Regions from separate parts of the Homo sapiens genome. Here region 2 is linked to region 1. Evidence: chromatin contacts called from ENCODE Hi-C or POLR2A ChIA-PET data. All regions are on one chromosome and are shown on one strand. Each heading gives the region's core, a stretch centred on a gene start or an enhancer-like site at or near the end of the contact. The rest is flanking DNA. Distances are from core to core; before and after follow the strand shown. Region 1 has its middle 30 kb from the start of LINC01485. Region 2 holds the start of LINC01942 (long intergenic non-protein coding RNA 1942).

What was found. A loop is a pair of places that touch in the nucleus more often than their neighbours do. ChIA-PET counts read pairs that join two places held with the same protein, here RNA polymerase II (POLR2A). Pooled maps may share reads with other maps.
Region 2: a map of B cell shows a loop between it and region 1 (2.6-fold over the local background). The contact joins the promoter of LINC01942 here to the enhancer-like site in region 1. A Hi-C loop is called at or near these places in 3 of 168 maps with a recorded cell type or tissue (B cell, GM12878 and HepG2), 32 of 37 single-sample maps with no recorded cell type and 7 of 50 pooled maps. POLR2A ChIA-PET finds 5 or more read pairs at or near these places in 4 of 52 experiments (GM12878, H1, HepG2 and 1 more).

What each region holds. Positions count from the first base shown.
Region 1 is chr5:173,819,846-173,822,640 of GRCh38, reverse strand. No RefSeq gene overlaps it. Among named protein-coding and RNA genes, the nearest start is that of LINC01485, 30 kb to the right of the region's middle. RefSeq lists a cis regulatory region at 1-219. Within about 2 kb of position 1,385, at least 6 of the 41 ENCODE cell types and tissues checked have a DNase peak (open chromatin) inside an H3K27ac peak, as active enhancers do; they include B cell, GM12878 and OCI-LY7, where a contact is called at or near this core.
Region 2 is chr5:173,688,038-173,690,737 of GRCh38, reverse strand. LINC01942 (long intergenic non-protein coding RNA 1942) reads right to left here and starts at 1,279. Exons shown (of 3, transcript NR_146727.1): 1 at 1,185-1,279. RefSeq lists enhancers at 414-463, 564-643.

The sequences.
Region 1 (2,795 bases), core at 136-2,635:
AATCGGGCCAATCTGCTTCTCATAATGCCTGACTCATTCTCTGTCTTCTACAGTGTCAAGTCCAAGTAGCATGTCTACTGTTGGGTCTGTGCTGCCTCCCCTCAATGGCTCACCCACACCCCCACACACATACACACCCACACACACACACCTGCTGACAGATCAGGCCACTGATGATTTCTGGAAAATGTCAGCTTCCTAGGGTGGCATCGTCCATACATATAATGCAAGTCACGTATGTAATTTTACATTTTCTAGCAGCTACATTAAAAAAGTAAAAAGAGGCCAGGCGCACCTGTAATCCTAGCACTTTGGGAGGCTGCGGCAGGCGGATCACGAGGTCAGGAGTTCGAGACCAGCCTGACCAACATGGTGAAACCTCATCTCTACTAAAAATACAAAAATTATCTGGGCATGGTGGCACGCGCCTGTAATCTCAGCTACTCAGGAGGATGAGGCAAGAGGATTGCTTGAACCCGGGAGGCGGAGGTTGCAGTGAGCCGAGATCACACTATTGCACTCCAGCCTGAGCAACAGAGCAAGACTCCATCTCAAAAAAAAAAAAAAAAGTAAAAAGAAACTGGTAAAATCCCTTTAGTAGCATATTAAATATATGTAAAATATTGACATTTCAACATGTAATCAACAGAAAACAAATTAGGAGTGAGTTTCTTGTTTTTGTTCTAAATTTTAGCAATCTGGCATATATCTTAAACTTATGGGCCATCTCAAATTGGAGTAGCTGCATGTTCCTAGTGGCTGCAGTACTGGACTGTGCAATTCACCAAATTTTTTAGGTCAGAGTACATCTAGGAAATGACCATACTTGTATGGTGTCCCAGGGTAAATAGTCGAGCCTGTTAGGGGCCAGAGGCAACAGGCCAGATGCCCCAAGTTCCCATCGCCCCACTTTCTTCACTGTTCCAAAAGAAACCCCCCTTAAGGGCTGGACATTCAGAGGCTTTATGCATATTAGGAAAAGGCATCCTGTCTGGGGATTTCAGTCCCACTACTCTTGAAGCTGAAGCTGGATGCCCTCGTTTTGTGCACAGCATGTACAACTACCTTCAGGCGTCTGCTGAGGGATGAGGGATCCATTTCTGGGCGCACATGTATCTAGCCATGGTAGCACAGGCCGGGAAGCTCTGTGCTGGAAATTCTGAGTTTGTGTGTGTGTGTGTGTGTGTGTGTGTGTGTGTGTGTGTGTTACCTTTCTTCCTTCTCTTTACTCTCCTTTTCTGCCTTCTGTCGAGCACAGCCTGCCTGTGACCTCACAGCAATAAGTTAGGCCAGTGGTTTTCAAAGTGCAGTTCCCAGAATAGTAACAGCAGCATCACCTGGTTCCTGTTAGAAATGCAAATTCTCAGGCCCCACCCTAGACCTACTGAATCAGAAACTCTGGGGGTGGGGCCCAGAGCTCTGTGTTTGACGAGCCCTCCCTGTGATCCTGATGCTGTCTACACAGAATAGAAATACTGTGATAATAACACCACCACCACCTGCCTTTCACTGAGTGCTTTCTGTGAACACTTACTAAATGACTATGACCCTCATAGCCAGTCTGATGAGGGTGCCATAACTTGCCCCATGTTACAGAAGGGAAACTGAGGTGTGGAGGCCAGTGGTTCGAACAGACCCCACAGCTGGTGTATGACAGTGCAGACACAGGATTTGAATTGAGTTATCTTTACTGGAGCACCCATGGTTGCAACTGTTTGGCTATGCAGCTTCTTTTTCTACTTCAGCCCAACTGATGGCTTGAAGTCTTTGGCTTGGAAATATTCTGTCCTAATCTCTCATTCGTTCATTCATTTATTCTGGATTGAGCTCCTAATCTGTGCCAGGTCCCATATTAGGCACTGGAGCTGCAAAGATAACTAGGACTTGGTCGTTACTCATAAGAAGCTTATAGAATAGTTAATTTGGGTCTTGGGAAGGCAAAACAAACCAAGAACAGTCCGGATTAAGATGAATTGGGGTCAATTGAATAATTGGAAATTTGGCAGTCATAGTGGTAATTTCTTAGTGGGAAACACATGTGCTTGGATTTTTCGGGATAGTATTGGTTATGACTCAACCCCTCCCCTTTCTCATGTAACCATTTCTTCCTCATTGATTGCTCTGGAAGCAGAAATTTTATTTTATTGCTTTAGATAATAACTTGGCCTCACTTTATTTGTCAGCTGAGTTCTAATGGTGCAAAGTGGAATGATTTTCCTGGACCCACTTTTTAGGGGTATGGATGTTGTGACACTTTGGGAAACTGGAAGTGATTCTATATGACAGTTTTGTAGGTCAGAATATACATGCAACCTGGAAGTCCACTGGGACTTCTCTGCTCCTTGGAGATAGATAAACATTATATCTGTTAGAAATGCCTTTGGATGCAAGTAACTAAAAACAAGGCCCAGTAGTTTATTCTTATTTATAACAAAAAGTCCAGAATGAACAGACGATAGCCTTGGTTCAGCAGCTTGTTAATGCCGGGGCCAGTAACTCTGATTCCCTTGGCCTCTCCCCTCATGCTTGTCTCTCAGAATCACAAGATGCCCTCATAGAACCAGACATCACATCTGTGTTCAAGGCAGGATGAAGCTGTGGGGAAAGTGTTGTTATAGACAGGTTTTCTTTCTTTCTTTTATTTTTGCTGGGTGCTATAGTTTGAATGTGTCTTCCAAATTTCATGTGCTGGAAACTTAATCCCTAAATTCATATGTTGATTAGAGACGGGGCTTTTGGGAGGAAACTAGGACTAGATAAGGTCATTAGGGTGGGGCCCCCATGATGGGACTGGT
Region 2 (2,700 bases), core at 30-2,529, 130 kb after region 1:
TGGTGCTGAAGGTAGGAAGCCCTGTGCTTGGAATTCCCAGCTGCTTCACTGTGGTCCAGGACAGGGAAGCATGGGAAGCAAGGGACACACAGCAAGTGGAGTGGGGTGACGGTGGGGGTGAGGGTGGGGGTGATGAGTAGGGTGGGATGAGGTTGGGTGGGGCGAGAGTGGTGTGAGGATGGGTGGGGTGGCAGGGCCCAGCAATTTATGCCTCTACAGGTGCCCTTCCCATTCCCCACTCCCTACCACCCTTGAGTCCCAAAGTGGGTTGTCTCACGGGGTCTGAGATGCTCCCAGAGGGACCAGAAGACCTGGGATCGAATCAACCTTAGTCACAAACCCCAAATTGCAAGTGTGTCGTTTTGAGCAGCCTTCACAGGCAAGCTCATGTTCCCGGCCTGCATATTATTTTTCCAGGCGGCGGGAGGGAAACCCTTTGCCCTCCCACATCACGGATCTCAGAGGAAGCAGAAAGAAATTGACACAGGCAGAATGGGTCTCAGGGGCTTCTCACCCTGAGCCTGTAAACAGGAAGTGCAGCTATACTCTCAGGAACACCCTGGTGTTTGCCGGTTTGTTTTGCAGCCTTTGGGCCCATTCAGATAAACAGAGGAGAGGATTGCCAGAAACTCACTGAGCCCTTCATGGCACTCCCTATCTCGGCAAGGTTTGGTGATACCAAGGCTGCTGGCCAAAGATTTGCATGGGGGGAGGGACGGGGCCCGTGCTATTGGCTGCAGGGAGGGTCCCACCTTCCCCAAAGTCCCCTTCTGCCATGCCCTGAAAGAAATATTTCTCGGGGCCATCAAGGGTGGAGAAGCCAACCTGTCCCTGGTGGCTGCAGCTGGCATAAAGCCGGCTGCAGCAGCGGGCAGGAGGAAACAGGAGATGGGGTGCCAGGCCCATATCAGGCTGCCTGCTCTTGGCTTTCATTATTGTCCTATGTTTTCAAAGTACCAGCTCCGGAGGGGGCAGGAGAGGGTAGAGTTTTGAGACTTGTTCGGCCTAGGTATACATAAACAGCAGCAGACAAAATGTCCTTTATCAGCTATTTCCCAGGAAACAGGGAGAAAATTCTTCTCAGCTCCAGATGATTAAAGAAGAGACTCACCCTTCTGGGAGACAGCCCTCTCTTTTTCCCTCTCCCCTTTGCGGAACACTAAGGCACTGTTCCGGATACCCACCAGGAGGGTCCCTGTTGGAGAGGAGGCAGCCACAGGGCTGGAGGAGGAGGTCAGCTGCTAAGGGGACCAGTTCACTGCCAGCCGGGGCACAGAAATTCTTTCCCAGGAAAGGGGATGTTACGTAGCCTGCTGGGTAAACTGGAAATTATTAACCAGGGGATGAGTAGAATCAAAAGGTTTTGAAAACTGGTTATTGGCTCTACTGGGAGTTGCAAGCATGCTAGGGAAAAAAATATCACAAACCTATTTGGAATTTTTTTTCCCCCTGAACCAGGAAGAGGCGTTTGTAATAATTCTGTCAAGTGAAGCTCTCCAGTGTTCTTTCCTGCTGGTATGTCAACGGTGGTTTTGTTATTTCTTCACACAGATGGCCAAGGAAACAATGTATTTTTCTTTTCTTTCTTCCTGGTTTTTCCCCCCGCAAAAGAATTTGAGTCTTTCTAAGCTGGCCATTTCTTATTTTTTTCCTATTTCTGATTTAGATAAAATGGTGACTTCAAAGGGCCTTTGAGACCACTTACATCACAGTAGAGTTTGAGGTTCCCTCTCATCATAAAAATAAAATAGGTGCCACCTCCCACCATGGTCAGTGAGTGTCTGGATCTGCGTGGGTGCCTCACAGCAGGGCTTCTCCAAGGCATGATGTGTGTGCAGACCACTTAGGGATCATTAGAAGAGCCTGACTCAGCAGTTCAGGGCCCTCGGTGTCGGCATTTCTGACCACTCCCATGGGGTGCCCATGCTGCTGGTTTCTGGACCACTCATTGAGAAGGAGGGCTTCTTCCCCCAATCTCATCTAATCAACCCTCATCTCTAGTTGGCAGGATTGAATTTATTTAAAGAAGCTGAGGGATTTCCCCTTTGAAAGAGAGGCAGACAGGCCTTAAGCAATCTTTTTTTTAATTTTTATTTTTTATGAGATGGAGTTTTGCTCTTACTGCCCAGGCTGGAGTGCAATGGTGCAATCTCGGCTCACTGCAACCTCTGCATCCCGGGTTCAAGAGATTGTCCTGCCTCAGCCTCCAGAGTAGCTGGGATTGCAGGCATGTGCCACCACGCCTGGCTAATTTTTGTATTTTTAGTGGAGACAGGGTTTCACCATGTTGGCCAGGCTGGTCTCAAATTCCTGACCTCAAGTGATCCACCCACCTCGGCCTCCCAAAGTGCTGGGATTACAGGTGTGAGCCACCGTGCCTGGCCGGCCTAAGCAACATTGAATCTGCCTTTGGAACAGGCGGTGCTGACATGGCACAGTGAGCAGATGTAAGTAAGATACCTGTGGGTACAACACGCCCGGGCTCGAGACATCCTCCCTGAGCTGCGAAAGAGGGGCATATAGACTTTGGGTTTTGGAGGCAGAAAGGTAAAAGTTCAAATCCCAGCTCTCCTACTTACTAGCTGGATGGCCCTGGGTAAGTCATGTCACCTCTGTGAGCCTTAGTAAATGGGGCTGTAAAATGGGGGTAAACTCTACCCCCGAGGGTTATGGTAAAGAGCAAATGAGAAAACACACATA